Regions from separate parts of the Homo sapiens genome. Here region 1 is linked to region 2. A link is a loop called in an ENCODE intact Hi-C map of the cell type or tissue named here. Cell type or tissue: A673. All regions are shown on one strand. Links, peaks and the distances in the headings refer to the core of each region. The heading gives the core; the rest is flanking DNA.

Region 1 (8,332 bases), core at 128-8,127, 100 kb before region 2:
AAGCTGGATGGAGTCCTAAGGGCCCCTCCTCCTAGCACTTAGGGCAGCTCTCTGCCCAGCAGATACTGGTGGCGTTGATCCTTTCTCTCCTATTGTCATAATTTGGATTCTAGGAAGCCACGCTGCAGACTGGTTTACCAGGCGGGAGGCTGGTGCCGAGCAGCCTCATTTGATGGGTCCTAATTACTTAGGAGCAGAAGTGGCTCCAGTCCTCCAGGTCCAGTTCCACCCTCTGGTCTCTGGGTAGCCCCCCTTCCCCAATGACATCTCCGCCACGCTGGAGAGAACAGCCCCTCTGGAATCCGCAATGGTGTCAGCCCAGCCAACGTGGGCTCCAACAGACGTTAATTGTGTCCCTGGAGGAGGCTTCCCTGAAGTTGGGGTCACTCCACTGTGTCTTCCGTAAGCGATTTGTGCATAATCGACAGTGCAAATGGGAAGGAAAAAAGGGAGGGCAGTCCCAGCTTAGCAGGGTAGGGGGACAAGAGAAAGAGGCCTGTATTGCCTTTATGGCCCAGGAAGGAGAACAACGAGGGAGGGGCTTGCGGACCACCAGGGGCCAAAAAGCTGCATCTTCAAATCTCCAAACCAAGGAGCTCACTGGGTTCTGACCCAGCCAGGCAAGGGGATGAAATCTTAATGGTATCTCTCGAACTCTGCAAGTTTTGGGTTTGCATACAGCCTGTCCTCAGTAACCCCCAAGATGAAGCTGCTGCGTGCTGAGGACTCGAGGCGAGGATGTGTTTCCCCAAGAAAGGAGGAATCTATAAGAGACATGATGAGATGTACCGTTCGAATTGGTTTCTCTCCCAGAATATACATTTGTGCTGGTCGCGCGTGCACACAGCATACAGTGTAATTCACACACACGCACACAAATGCACGACCAGCCGCATCGAGATTCTTGGTAGAGGACCAGCTCTCGGATCAAGCTGGCAGAAGGAGGCAATTCAGATACGACACCCCTTTCTTTGGAAGGGTGCCTTCCCCACCTCCATCCCCAGGGAAAATCTGCCAAATGGGCATAATATTAAGTAACGTTGGCAGGGGGCAGCTCACGGTCCCTCCTGACGCTGCTTCCTGGATCTGCAGAGATGGTGTCGTTGCTTTCCTGCCCTCCCTCTCTGCCTCCCCTCAGCCCGGAGGGGAAATGAGGGATGAAGAACGGGGTGGTGGCACCCTCTCTCCCCCAACACCCTCCATCCAGGCAGCACCTCTGGCCCCGGAGGTGCCCTCTCCCCGGGAGTGGAAAGAATCACCCGTCTCTTTTTGGCACCAGCACCCTCCTGAATGCCATGAGAAGCTGGTGACCTTCACTCTGGTCTCCATGACGACAAGATGGTATATGTTTAATTAGTTCAGGCTTATTTTAGGACCAATTTTCTTTTATTTTAGGGCAATGCGAGCTATGATAACTGTAAGCATGTTTACGAGGCGCGCGAGGCTTAGCTGAAATGTGCCAACAATTCTAGTCAAACAGATGGTGACCCCTGATTCAACTTGCCCTCTCATTCAATTATTCAGCTGTATTTAATTTTCCTCCGAGTGACTCACGCGCCGTGCCTCCGGCTGCCCTCTAGGTGGCGCGAAAGACCACCTTTATGGCTGCGAGGCAGGGTTGAAAGCCGGGTCTCGGGGAATTTTCTCAGCCTGGCCTTGGCTGGAGAAGAGGATAATGAATTTCTGCATTTGAACAATAGTTTCTGCCTAATATCAAATGATGTGAAAGGGTGGAAAAGAATTGGGTCAAATTGTATGTGATTTGACCATGAGCTCTAAGTAATCTCCTTTCTAATAAAGGAATTTGAAAGACCTTCCAGGCTTAATATCCTCCCAAATAATTTGTTTGGAGTTCAAGGAGTGTTATGGTGTTAGAGCTGTTTCTATGATTGCGGATATGTTCTGTTTGCATTTGGAAAACCTCTTCTGTTTAATTTTTAGTAGCTGCCAGCCCACCTCATCTGGGACTAGGAGGATAACCTGAGCGGATTTTTTTTTTTTCTCTTTTTCCCTCTGATGGTTTCTGCCTGCCTTCTACGCTGTCAAGGCTTAGCAGTATTTGAAAACTGGATGTCCCTGTAAAGGGGAATGAAATTGCTCACTAAATATCTTTTCAAAGACATGACCTTTCTAATGCAGGAACCAAAGAAGCGTGTGGCCACACCCATAATAACAACACATTGGATTTCTCAGAACCTTTGGGAAAGGAAACAGCCTACTCAACTATCACCCACTCCACTTCATCCCATTCTGTAACACCTTAGACAGGAGGGGCTGTACCTTAGACATGCTCAACTCACATTTCTTGTCCATCAACATAGCTAGGTTAATCAGAGCAACATGGAATCATACCTTTATTCATCAATCAGTTAAGAATTCATGCCTTTAGTATTGCTTTTTTTGATACATTAAGACAAGCTTGTAACCGATCACTCATATATTTTTCTCCAAGAATATCTCTCTTTAGAAATCTTCTTGGAAAATTATCTATCTTTCCTGTCCTGCATTTGGTCAAACCACAAGTAAAAGAACCAAGATCAACAATGACTCACATGTACACACACACACACATATATACATATATATATTTGAGATGGGGTCTCACTCTGTCACCCAGGCTCGAGTGCAATGGTACAATCTCGGCTTACTGCAACCCCTGCCTCCTGGGCTCAAGTGATCCTCCCACCTCAGCCTCCTGAGTAACTGGGACGACAGATGCATGCCACAATGCCTGGCTAATTTTTTTGTGTTTCTGGTGGAGATGGGGTTTCACTATGTTGCCCAGGCTGGCCTCCAACTCCTGAGCTCAAGTGATCCGCCCGCCTTGGCCTCCCAAAGTGCTGGGATTACAGGTTTGAGCCACCGCGTCTTGGCCTCACAAAAATCTTAATGCATAAACTGCTTCTAAAGACAACACGTCAACTTTCCATGGATTCACGGTCCAGGTTTTGGTAAGGAAGTTCACTTTACCTGAAAACTCTTAGTTCTCATTTTTGCTTAAGGGCAAAATCATGGCAATAGAAAGGTTAAAACCATGTGCACCGATTTGATTCCTGGAACTCCATTTTTACAGGCTTGGCTTTGGTTTGCTTTCCTGCTTTATCTTATCCACCGATGGCTTGGTTCGGTCATTCTGTGTTAGAGGTTCTGCATGTAAACCAGGGAATCTTTGGTTCAGGCAAGGGAGGGGGCTGTTGCTTCACAGCATGACTTTATAGGGGCTGATTGACGCAGGGGGCGGGACATGGGCAGCGGTCGGGACCTGATCCCGGGCTGAACAGCCAAGGGCCCTTACCAAGCCTCCGAGGGCAGATGCAGTTGCACCCTATTTATGTCTGGGACACTCAAACTTAGCCTACTGGGGCCACTTATGTTTTCAGTGCGTCTTCCAGGGGGTTATGTGGGAGGGGGTTGTCTCAATTACAGCTACTCAGGCCACGCAAGTGAATTGTACTTAATACCTCTGCCCTCTGATTAGCCTACCAGATTGGACTCAACAGCTTCCTCAGATGATCAGAGCCCCCTTATCCTTTTGGATAACTTTGTGTTGGTGGGGGGAGGGGTCTTTATCAAATCCTTTGGAAGAATTGGGTAAAACACCAAAGGGGTTTGGGTGTGTCCCATCTGAGCCCTTGGGGTCTCTGGATTTTCTGCTCTGAGGGTGCGACTGCACCCCTGTCTCCCATGCTTCATCTTCCACAGGGATGCAATGACAGTGAGTAGGGGGCTTTAGAACAAGTCCTCGAGGTAGCCCCATCTGAGCTGATGGAGAGACTCTTTCTGGATATCTGTGGGCTCTTACAGCGGGAGTGTTTTTATTTGTAGGTGTGGGGTGTGTGTGTGTGCACAGACACATTCATAGAAACAAGCCTTCTTGATGCTTTGCAGGGAAACCAAACTCTGGTATCCCCATCCAGCTTGGCTCCTTGCAAACAGGGCCCATGGAACCCAGGGAGGTAGAGACGGAAGGGATGGATTGGGAGGAAAAAGTCAGGGCAGCTTCACCAGGGAACACACTCTGTAGCCAAGTCACGATTTTAAAAAAATAAATGCCATAAAAATCATGGCTTCTCTGGACCTCTGGCTTCAATATGGGATTTGTACATATTACATAATCTGTCACTATAGTACTGTATATTAAAGAAATGGCCCCGTGCAGAGGCAACCAGGGGGATGGGGGCACCGTCCCAGCCGCTGCCGCCGTCCTCCCCTCCATCATGGGCTGGGACGCTGTCAGCTCCACCACCTGCCCCACGGTCCTGCCACGTTGCTGAGATCCCAAGTTACTCTGCCTCCTGGAACGTCATTTGTTTTTCTTTGTTCGGAAGACAGGCTACATGAGCATTTGCGTGAGGCCATCTGTATCTCTGCAAAGAAATAATGGAGCAAGGTAGAAAATGTCTGGGTGGGGAAGACCCCAGTCTGTGGCAATGGCTGAAGATGGGGCAGGGGCCAGAGAAACTTTCTCCAGGGTGTGATGTCTGAATCCCTGTGCCCAGGAAAGGGCCTGCACAACTTCTTTGCCCCTTCCCTCTCTCACGTTCTCAGCTTCTGCATTTACTCCCCACAGCTCCTTTCCCTCCTTGCAGTCCTCATTTGCAGAGTTCTGTGAAGATCATTTTGGGAGTGTGAGCTGTCTCTAGCCAGCTCATTCTGCAGTAGCAGCGAGCACCCCCCAACTCCCAGGAATCAACCCCCAACACACACACACACTTTTTTTTTTCTTTTGCAAAGGGCCAACTCTGTTTTTTTCCTGAAGGTGGCAGTGAAAGAAAAAAAATGACTCCCTTAGAAGAGTTAGGAATTTTATTACAAACCAGATGGAGCCGCGGGCATCCCCGTTGTGTGTCCCCCACCCTGTGAGTGTGTATGTGTGTGTGCACACCCAGGGGCACTGACAATGGAAGCTGCAGCCCCCCCAAGTGGGGCTCACACAGGGCGCGGTGGCCTCCCCTGGCACCGTGGCACCGTGGCCCAGTGGCCCAGTGCCAAGTGGCTGCCGTGCTCAGCCAGCCTGCTCTTCGTCCTCCCTCTTAGTCCCTTACCAAGATAATTGAGGATATAATGGCGGGGAAGGAGCCCGCCGGCTCCCGCGGGCTGTCAGGTATCTGCGCGCGTCTTCATGTCATCCGTCAGCATTGAGCTCCTCTGTCATCTCTCCTCAGCCTTCAGCGTCGCACACTCTCATCGCCTTCATTATCTCGGCTCAGGCCAGCCCTCCCCCCACTCCCCCCATCCAGTAAATGCATCTTTGTGCAACTCTCAGTCTCCGATTATGAATCGATGATCATGTGGTATAAGAGAGATAGATGGCTTTTAGTTCCATCCTGTCTCCCCTAATTGTAAAATATTAGTTACATTACACTGTGTCTTTTGATTAATGGAACTTATTTGGAGTAGCCTATCCGATCCCTCCCCCTTCTAAAGTCCTCCACTGACTTTTGAGAATTGAGTGATTTCACTTAAAGCAGACAAATAGGCCCTTCAGCGAGGAGATAGCAAGACTGTGATACTGTGGGCAAGACAGGCTGTACAGACAGAGTTGTGTATTCCAAAGAAAGGCTTCAGCCCGGCCGGGCAGACGCGGGGCTGCAAATGCATGCCTGGGCCGGGGAACTTCCTTCCCTTCTTTATTTCATCCTCTTTTTGGCAAATCTAGCCCATCTTGCTGACTTGCAAAACAGGATGTGAAACAAAATTTAATTAAAATTAAATAAATTGCAGATTTGCTACATTCCCACATGTGGCTCATGAGAAACCAGTCAAATCTGAACTTTGATGAATTCGAGCTCTCACTCTACTGGGCTCCCTTCTTAGTGTACAGGACGGGGCATCAAAGGGGCGTTCTGCTGCCCACGTCCGACACAGGGAGAGATATTTATCTTTAAAGCTGAATTTATTTTACTTGGCACTATTTACTTAAATATGGTCCGTTGATAAAGTAAGCCCTTCCCATACAAAAGGGAAGTCGGTGGCTAAATCTCTTATTATAAATAATCACTATCAGTGTAAACTCAAGGTCACGTTCACTTTCAACCTATGAGCTCAATTAAAAAAGGTCTATTTACTGTCGATGTGTATAATATCTATATGTCAGGGAAACAGGGAGACTTCATAAACAAATCAAATTTTCAGCAAAGAAAGGCATTGCAGCTTAGGAATTTCAGCATGCATTTTGAGGGAGCACTTTCAGGCCTCCTGCTGTATAAAATACACACAAATATTTATGTCTATTTTATAGAATATGCCTAGTATTTCATTCTGACCTTTGGATTTTTTTAAAAAAAACTTTTATTTGCATGATTCTTGAACACACTGACTATTACGTATTTTCTGGGGACATGCTATTTCACTTAATGCACTGGGCAAAAGATTGATTTTATTACGTGTAGAGAAGCTGCAAATGTTTTACTTTATTTTTTAAAAAAGAGCATAACAATGTGTTTATGACTGCTAAAAAAAAAAAAAAAAGGGCAGGCAGCAAAACAAACCAAGCCTGAGTTTCAAATTCATTCTGAGGATTAAACACCCAGAAAACACGGAGATTAGAGATTGGAGGGCTGAGCCCCACCGGTTCAGTCCACCTCCCATCTCCTGCCCAGGGCTGTGCAGGGGGCCTCACAAGTGTCTGGAGAATCAACATCCACATTTGTTCTGGATTAATAACTCAGGTGCCCGGATCTCTCCTTCCCAGCACCTGAGCCTCGATTTTGGAATTTCTGTATTTCGTTTTCATGTGTGTTTTGAGTCCTTGCTTTGAGGAGAGTGTGTGCGTGAGGACTCTTTGTTCTGAGTGTCAAGGGACTTTTGTAAATGTCAGCTGAGTTTCGGCTGCTGTGTCTAATAAACCTCCTTAGGGCTTAAGATGCACTTTCTCCAAATTTTCATCAGCAGCATCACTCACTTAGTTATCTACATCCATCATATTTTGAGAGTCTTTTATAGAATATTCTTAATACAGCGTGTGAATGCATATTGACAATTGTTGGCACTTTTATATATTCCGCGATACACATTTATCTGTTATGGATCCATAATATCAAATGTGTAGTAAAAAGCTATATCAAAAGGCAGTTATCCCACATGCATAAAACACTCTCACATGGTTGCTTTAATTTTCTTACTACAGCTTTTGAAACCCCCACTTAATACTGATGGACTCCCATATTTCATTTAAGTGTGTGCCTGAGAGGAGCTGAGTTGCTTCTAAGGCGAGTGGGTAGCTCTGGCTCTTACTGGGGGAAACTCTGTGTTGGGGCTAAGCTCAGAGCATGGGAGCCTACACATCACCCTGGCTGGCCCTCCTGGTAGCGCTCTGGGCTGGAGATGTTTCACCTCCTGGGGACTGGCTGCAGAGAGGGTGGTCTGAGCCTCCAGGGACCTGGCCTCCCCTGAATAACAGCAGCCAATATTTATGGCCATAGCCTTTGACAATATTGGCCCGCTCTGCTCCACATTCTGTGCTGAGCTCTCGATGTGTGTCATCCCCTTAGACCTGGCCATCCATTCGGAGAGAGGCACTAGCCTGAGCCCCTTTCACAGATGAGAAAACTGAGGCTTTGGAAGGAAAGAGGGACTTGTTCCAGGCTACGCAGCTGTTAAGAGCTGAAGGTAGAGAGCTGTCTGCCTCCAAAGCTGAGAACAAAATGTTCTCCTTCCTTCTTGAACCTGTCTGCCTGCATCTGGAATTATTTGGAGCTTTACGCTAACCTAACACTGGATATTATCCTGTTGTTTTGAAGATTCAATGAGACATTGATTTGTGTACAATACCTGATCACAGTAAGAGCTCAAATGCCAAAAACATGTCCGTCTGTGAGGGCAGAGGGGATGTATAGGCAGCATACCCTGTCCAAACAGGAACATTTTCTTTCAGGAAATGCTCATTGCTGCTTTCCTTTTTCAGTTTTCTAAATCATTTTGGGAGGGGAGAGAGTTTAGAAAACTCGTTTATTTGGGTAAGATTTCTGATGGGTTGTGGCTATTCCTGGGACAATGTGATTGTCAGGAAATGTTATCAAAATGAGGAGATTCCCTCTCAAAGGTACATGGCCCTGGCCTTGGGAAGAGACATGGATGCACTTGTCATGTTTGGAGTGACCAGCAGGGACCAGGACCATCTGGGGGCAAATGCCTTCCTGAGACAGCGTTCCCGTGTGTCCCGTGGAACAGGGAGGGCAAAAGCTCCTAGTGAATTATAAAGTCTGCTGCATGTGTGAGAGAAGACAATGGTGGCATTAATGGTGAAAATAAAGAGAAGAATAAAAAAACAGGTACACAGGCTTGTTCCTGAAGGCTGCAAGAAACAGAATTAGATTTTGTTGCTAGATAC
Region 2 (8,332 bases), core at 304-8,303:
CTCTGTTCTACCTATTGAGCTTTCAAATATGTATTTGATTATAGGAAGTTTCACAGTTTAAGTTTCAAAATCATGGATCCTGAGGATTTTTGGTGGCCCCCCTTTTCCCTCCTGCCAGTCAATGGGTTAGTGTTGGCTTCTTGTCTGCTTTTGTGCTGGGGGGTTCTGTACCCACTATCAGATGGGATTGCTGGAACTGTGGATGGACCCACAGAGCCCTTTGAGGGATGCTTTCGTGCTCAGTCCTCTGACCAGGCAGGAGGCAGAAATGCAGGATGGGACCCTGCCTCCAGCAGACTTGAAATCTGATTTTGTTGAAAAGACAAAACCCGCTTCCAGAAGTCACCTTGGAAAGATGACCATGTGAGATAATGGGCAGGCTGGTTCTGGGCATGGGAGACTCCAGCCCTGTACAGCCATACACTAATCAAACAATGGCCCAATAGAAGGCAGTTGGATGGGCCAGAGCTTTGGAGGTAGTGCTTCTGAATGACTTGGACCAGAGCACAGAAGGGACAGAGACTTCCTGGCTCTCAGCTGATGGAAGGAGCCACAAGACTCCACTGTATTGGGTCTCCCAGGGGAAGAGCTGCCTGGCCCCGCCTAGGTACATCCTGCAAAGCACAGCCAGGATGGAGATGGGCTGGAGGAGCCATCTGATTCTTATTAGGCTGTGCAACTTTCTTTATTGGCAAACAGTCTGTCAGCAGCTTCTTCCTGCAGAGCGGCCCAGATGTGCTTACAAAGCGTTCTGTGTCCTTCCCGTCCACACCCAGCCCCCGCGCGCATTGCCACTTTGCCAGACTTCGTCCTGGTCCCAGGAGTCCAGCTGTGGCCAAAGCAAGGCTTAGTCAGGAGCCTGAGGAAAGAGGCTCGCCCCTCTGGGTGGCCTCATGCCAGCCACCCCTCGCTCCATGTGCATGGGTCTCATTCCCCCTCAAGGTGCAGGAGGTGCCCTGGGTGGGGTTGGGGGGGGGGCCTGGCCTCACTCCTTGGGGTGGGGGTTGGGGTGGGGCAGACAGAACCCTGCCATGAACTTATGTTTGCACATGTTCATCTTCAACTTGCCATACTACTAGGGTGGCTTTCATCTGTTATTGGGTCTAAATCTCCTCTCTGAGAATTCTCATGGGAGAACCACAGAAAACAGGAGGGCTGCTGGCCTCTCATGGGTGTTCAATAGGAGGGCTGACCTCAGAATTCACTCCCATGATTGTCCAAGTGGCCTCCCCATGTCCCTCTTAAGAGAGTTCAGTCTCAAGCATGTTTCTCCCCTTGAGAAGCTGGAAAACTGGTGCAAAATTGTGCCTAAGCATACCACGGCCTGGGGGATATTAAATGTTTGGAACAATTAAAGTCCCATTACATGAATGTCCATGGACTGTTTTCCTCCCATCCCACACATATTGTCTTTCTTTAGGTCACAGAATCCTGAATTTCCCTTGGGGGAACCATGCTCCCTTGACTGTCATACCCTGTGGTCATATGAACCAACGCATTCCCTTTCTTTACCTATGTTAGTCTCGCCTGCCTCTCCCACCACTTATGGCCAAGGCTCTAGATGGATTCAGGGCCCCATACCCACCATTGACACTGGCCTGCCTTTTCCTGGTCATTCTTGTGTGTAAGTAACCCTAATGAAGAAAAATGAAGTGAGGCGTGGGTAATTTTCCTTCTTGCATCTCCTGTGTTCTTCCTTAAGTCCTTCAAGTCTACATGAAGTTTCTCTTCTTTTCTTTTTTTTTTTTTTCCGGACTGTTCTGATGATCATAAATGAGGATGCATACTTCAGCCACAAACTTACTTCATGTCTGATGTTATCAGCCTTAGAGATACCCTTGCCTATGCCTTCTTGCTTAGAGGGGAAACAGGTCTGGAAAGAAGACAGGAGTTCTCAGGGTCATCCAGAAAGCCCACAGCCAAAGAAGACTTTCAGAAGCTGCATTGGTTGCAAAGCATCACCTTACCAGCAAAGGCTATTACCTGCTCAGATGTCACCCCAGATCTCACCAAGCCACCCTTCTTGGTCCAAAAGTGCTCTACTGTGAATGTAGTCTTGTAGGAGTCTTGATGATGAACTCCTCACCATCCATCCTCTCTGATTTGATAAAAGTAAACCAATTGTGAAAATTAACCTCAGCTCCCAAGACATTCATTGGCATAGAAAGAGAAATAGGTCTTCCTTATGGCCAGTGAGACTTAAGTCAGCCAGGAGTGGGGCAGAAGATAAGGGGCTTCTACAAAAGGTTCCCTTGCTCCTAAAAGGAGATATAAGAGAGAGGCAAACCCTTTCTTCTTCTGGACCTTATTATTTCTACATGTGACTTTTGTACATTGAGAGCCAGCCATCTTGAGACTCGAGGAAAGTGATCTTGACACCAAAATCTGGGTGTGCTGGGAGGACAGAACGGTGCGATGAAAGGTCCCTGGGCAATGAGGACTCCCTGAGTGACAAAATCATCAAACTCCAGAGTCCTGGCTGTTTCTGGACTTCTTATTTTATGGGATATAAAAGTTCTTATTGTTTGAACCAGACAGAATGGGGGTATCTTCTTCTTTGGTACTGGAGTTGCTCTGGTCAGAGTAAGAGACCATGTGCCTTAGTCAGCATTACAGGGCATGGGCATTTACAGCATGAATTGCCATCTTTATTGACCTTTGTCTCTCTCTCTGCCTCTTTGCTCTTAATCTATGGCCTGCCTCTCCCCCGTGTGATAGCTGTTAGAGCTGTGAGGAGCCTTAAAATCTTCATCTGGTTGGGGTAGCTGAAGTTCAGAGGGAGGAAGGGACTTAGGGGCTTGCTCACGATGCATAGAAAGTGTGGATCCAGCAGGAGAACTCAGGTCTTTCTTGCCCAGCTCTAAGCTTTCTCATATTGCTCAGCTGTTTGCTGTCCTGCTCTGTCTGTCTCTCTGTGTCTCCTCCATACACCTCCTCAGGTCTCCTTCTCTTTCTGTCTCCTCTGCCCGAGATAAAGGGACCCCTTCACTTAGAGCTGGATGGGGCAGCTCTGCTGGGGACTAGGGGGGTCCGAAGGAGCCTGTGCTAAGGAAACAAGCTGGTGTTGCTGGAAACTATGTCTAGATGGTCACAGAGCAGCAGGATGGGGCACTGGGATTCTGCGTGAATGGCCATCAGGTGGCGGGACGCATGGACGGCTCACCAGCCTTGGGAACTGGCAGTGCTGCATGGCCCAGCTCACGGAGAAGGCTCAGCTGTGGCTCCTTCCTAAGCCATCCTGCTTCCCACTGACTTGGAGAGACAGCCGGTTGGTGCGGGGTTTGTGTGGGTTTATTTACTCTTAATAACAAGCTTATATTTTAGATATTCCCCCTGGGTATTTCTGCTCATTTGGGCTTCAGTACAAAACCATGAATCCACACACAAAATGTGTGGATCTGAAAATTAGGATTACACCCCAGCATCCCACTAATAGAGGCAGTCTTCCTTTGAAGGCGCCAGGGATCTCTGTCCTGCCCTGGCTGGCCAAAGGAAAGCCACGATGGGGCCATGCTTGTTACCAGCGGGTTCTGGACGCATCCACCACCATCAGCATCTGTTCTCCCCTTGGGTCTTCATTAATTCAGTTAAGGAAACATTTAATTAGCAACTGTTGTGGTCGGATGCAGCAGTCCATCCTGGGTAGAAGATACACAATTCCTTACTCCAGGAGCTTCCATCCATATGCGGAAGTGAGAAGGAAGAATGTATGCACACTGGGGCATGTAAAGCTCTGCCGTGGAGAGTAGAGCTGGTGGGTAAAGGAGGCCTCCAGGATCCATGTGACCCTGCCTGTGGTCAGAAGACTGGTTAAGAAGGCTTCCTCGAATGGGTTCTCAGCTCCAAACTCACGCATGCCTGCAGTCCAGTTTCTACCGGAAAAGTTGTTCCTACTCTCAACAATTCCACCTGAAGCCCTCTCACCTAACCTCCGGCCTGCTCCCAACCCTCCCTGCACAACCAATGAAAGCTGGCCTCAAGTACCACCAAGAAAAGCAGAGGCCTTGTAAGGAGTCTCATTTTCTTCCCCTACCACCAGATGGCGCCCCAGCTTGGCCTCCGCACTGATGGGACTCTGAGAGAGGAAGCGTCCCTCTTCATGTCTAAGGCCAATCCCTCCCCATGCATCCTCAATCCCATCTCTCTCTTGTTCTCAAGGCCATGGCCTCATTCGGGGTCCCCTCTGGCACCTTGCAGGGTGGATATTCTACCCCCTTGGACCATGCCCATCTACCTACGAACACCTTCACTCTCCACCCCACCCTAATCCAGTTTGCATCTCGCCACACTGTCAAATATTCATTTGGTGAATGTCCCCAGTAACCTCCATGACGTCCACCAATCCAATAGATGTTTTTTGTGTGTTTCCTTAGATGGAAATCCTACTCCCACCTTATGCACACGCACGTTCCCTCCCTGGCTCCATGTTGGTTCAATCCCCCTCTTCCACTCAACCTCCAAATGTTGAGTTCCTAAAAACTCAGTCCTACCCACACTCTCTCTCAGGTAAGCCCACCCATTATCCCAGTTTTAACATAATGACTGCTCCCAAATGTATAGTTTTAGTCCAGACCTGGCTTGTGTATCCAACCTTGACTTTTCTTATTTCACTCTGGCTGTGTGGCAATCCTATCAAGATTACCACATCCGAAACTGAACTCATAACTCATAATCCAGCCCCAACCACCCCCATGTGACTGGTAGAATTCTAAGACATCCCCAAAGTTTCTCACTCCTCTCGTGCACATGCCCTGTATGATCCCTGGGTCTCTGAGTGCCATGGATCTTCTTTTGATGATTAGGTTATGCTATACAGCACAGTTGAGTTTAATAAAGGGAGATTATTCAGGTGGGACTAACTTAATCCAGTGAGAACTGTAAAAGTAGAGAGATTTCTCCAGTTGGTGGCAGAAGAGTTCAGAAAAACTCAACTCAAAGGAGGTTTTTAGTGCTGTTGATGAGGCTCCAGGAGTGGCCTCTAGGAGCTGAGCATGATCTGTGGCCTGGAGCGGTAATCAGATTGAGACTTCTGTCCTACAACCACGAGAAGCCGAACTCTGACAACAATAGTGAGCTTCAAAGAGAACTCTCCAGATGACAACCACAGCTTGGCTGACACCCTGATGGAAGCTCCATGAGACCCTGTGCCCAGAGACTGACCGATAGAAACCGTGAGCTCATACATCTGTGTTGCTTTAAGTCATGAGATTTGTGATAAATTGCTTTGCAACAATACAAATTAACATATTTCCCTATAGCTTTTCATCTCAGTAGACATCACCATCATCCACCACATTGGTTAAGCCAGATATCCTTGAGTTTTTCCTTTCTCTTACTCCCACATCCAACTCCTCAGCAAGTCTTCCCTCTTCTGTTTTAAAAACTCGTCTTGAACCTCTCTATTTCTCCCCATCTTAGCTGCTCCCATCCTTCCTCAGACTCTATTACACTTTGCCCCATCACTATAGCAGGTGTTCACCTCCATACCAGGGTGATTCAATCCATTTTCCATTCAGCAGCCAGAATGCTTTTCTGAAACCATCAATTGAATCATGTTATCTCCTATTTAAAATCCATCAGCACCTTCCTGCTACATACACATCAGGTGACATCCAAGCTTCTCACTGCATTCTACAAAGTTCCCAAGGACCTGGCCCCTGCCTGTGTCTACAAACTCATTTCATACCCTCTCCCTCTTGGCCTGGCAACACCAGTTATTTCCTTCATAGCACACATCACAAGTGTAACTTAGCTTATTTAAGTGGTGTGTGTGTGTGTGTGGGCGTGAATGGGTAGGTGTTTATCTTTTTCTACTAGACTGTAGACTCCATGATGGCTGAGATCATTTCTGTTTGTGTTAACCATTATCATATACAGGGAAACCCCTTGCAACACGATTTTCCTTTGGGGCTGAGGTGGAACAAAGGCTCTTTCCCAGGCCGTTGATGTGCTTTGTAGAAAGCAGGAGCTCCCCGTGAAGCACCCAAGTACAAAGTGTACTGATGGGGGCCAAGGAGGGGGGTGGGAAGGGGAACAGGGGTCTCAAGGGTTCGCTGACCATGTGAGGTTAGCTAGACTGGCCTCTGGATCCACTGGGGTCCGCTAAAGCCCTCTCTTCCATGGGGGCAGTCTCAGATTTCCTACCATGGGCCTTGGGCTTCTGTCCCTTGGTCCTTTATTTCAGGTGCCCCACAGAATGGTGCTGAATGGTTTGCAGGGATGTGCTTCTCTTCTGTTCGCTTAAGACCTCAAACTGAAAAAATATGAGGGTGGGCGGTGACTCACTGTTATAATCCCAGCACTTTGGGAGGCCGAGGTGGGCGGATCATTTGACGTCAAGAGTTTGAGACCAGCCTGGCCAAAATGGTGAAACCCATTGTCTATTAGAAATACAAAAATTAGTTGGGTGTGTTGGGACATCCCTGTACTCCCAGCCTGGGAAGCTGAGGCATGATAATCACTTGAACCCAGGAGGCAGAGGTTGCAGTGAGCCGAGATTGTGCCACTGCACTCCAGCCTGGGTGACAGAGCAAGACTCTGTCTGAAAAGAAAAAAAAAAAGGAAGGAAGGAAGGAATGAAGGAAATGAAATGAAAAATATGAAAATATCCCTCTGCCCCAAAGCCGTCCTACTAGAACCAGTCATGACCTAATTCAATAAAACCAGCAGCTGGGAAATGCAGACCTCCACTTTATCCTCACACTGTCTACACTGGCATCCTTCTGCCACAAGGGAGATTCTGTGAGCTTTTGTGGACAAAGCTGGGTCTGGACACCCCTGGAGATGAGAAGCTATCCTGGGATAAATTTGACCCTTTGATAGTGGAGAGTTGCAAAGCCACTGATCCACTAGGCTTAGCTGCTACACTACTGGATGAAGAAAATCGCCTTCATGAGACACAAGTACAGGATGCTTTCCTTGCCTGGCTGAGGGAGGGTCTACCGGAAACCCCCTACAGACTCCTCCAACCCATTGAATCTCCAGTAGTTAAATGAAAGCACCAGACATTTGCAGCTAAGAGACTATGGGTCTCTGGAGAAGTGCTGGTCCTCTCTGAACCTCAGTTTCTCCACTGTAAATAGGTTTACCTTTCTTCCCCCTTGCCCCTGACCTTGGAGACCTATTGCAAAGATGAAATAATATGCGGAAGTAAAAGGCCTGGTACAGAGCTTCATCCCCAGCAGCTAAGCAGAGGCTTAAACGATGGAGTCTATCATCATTGGTGATATCATAAATGAACTCCTTGGCAGCACCTTGTTCTAGAGCCACAGCTTTGAAACCTGCTGAATTGACAGAAACAGCAATAAAAAATTAAAAGTCAAAAGGCTCTGGAGTACATTTCTTAAAGTATCAGGCTGTGTTTTTCCCCCTTGTAAGTTTGCTGAGTCTCTGGAGGTCACCCTGCAATGGGCCATCCCTTGGGAGTAGGAAAGCAAGTTTGAGGCCCTAGGGGAGAATAGCTTGGGCCCGGGAAGGGGAGGTCCTGGCCTGCCTTGCTCCCTGCAGAGCCTGGGGACCCATGTGCCCAGCTGAGGGCCCTCTAGGGGGAGAAAAGCAGGAGGGGAGGAAGAGATATCAGTGTTTTCCAGGCCTTGCAGAGAGCTGTGGCATTAAAGGTCTGAAGAAGCCTGTTGGGGAACTTGCCCAGCCCTGGTGAGGCTCACAGACCAACTCTCTGGATTTGAACATGGCATCCTGAGCTGTTTCTCCTCATCCTCAGGGCTTCTCCACCGGACAGGGCTGCATTCACGCAGCCCACAAACCAACTGTTCTAAGAGCTGGTCCAGGAAGTCTTGTCTCTGGCCTGAGGTTCATTCAGGGTCCCCATCGTCTCTCACATTCAGGCTCAAAAAAGGTGCAGTGGCCAAACACGTGAATAGTAACATACCTGCTTTTGTGACACGCTTGTCCCCTTCTTGGGTGGCAGGTCCCAAATGCAGATTGTTTATGTAGCCAGTTGCAGTGTAAAGGCTGTCATGAGAGACATGTAAGAAATGGAGTGAGAGGGTTCAGAAGCATTCTATCTGAAGGGGAGAGCTCTGTATTAATTAGAAGAAAAATATTGATTGGTTGTGTGGCCTCAAGGGCAAAACCCCAAAGACCTGCAGAGAATCAGAGATGGCTGTTAAGCTGCTCTAAGTGGTACAAGGAAAATATCTGTGCCCCCAAGAGCAAATGCAGTGAATGGAATGGGATGGATGTTCAAGACAAGGTGCTGCTTGTAATGATCCCTCATCATGACCCTGTGACTTCAGTAAATATGACTAAACTAATAAAATGCCTAGTAAGAGTGGAGTGGAGGTGGAAACCATACATAAAATCATGTTTCAAC

Evidence for each region. Peaks named below come from ENCODE experiments on the same cell type or tissue, not always from the same donor. Only the 100,000 strongest peaks of a DNase experiment are listed, where the experiment ranks them.
Region 1: a loop joins it to region 2, with 2.8 times the contacts of the local background. A loop is called at or near these places in 2 of 110 quality-filtered maps.

Annotation. Positions count from the first base shown.
Region 1 is chr19:30,681,563-30,689,894 of GRCh38, forward strand. It overlaps a transcript of ZNF536 not described here. Among named protein-coding and RNA genes, the nearest start is that of ZNF536-AS1, 16 kb to the left of the region's middle. In A673, for the core only: CTCF peaks have their summits at 1,573 (motif pointing right), 4,743 (motif pointing right) and 4,945; DNase peaks (open chromatin) are centred at 1,559 and 4,809; H3K4me3 peaks cover 993 bases; H3K27ac peaks cover 2,564 bases.
Region 2 is chr19:30,781,000-30,789,331 of GRCh38, forward strand. No RefSeq gene overlaps it. Among named protein-coding and RNA genes, the nearest start is that of ZNF536-AS1, 110 kb to the left of the region's middle. In A673, for the core only: CTCF peaks have their summits at 4,037 (motif pointing right) and 4,893 (motif pointing right); DNase peaks (open chromatin) are centred at 682 and 4,062; H3K27ac peaks cover 266 bases.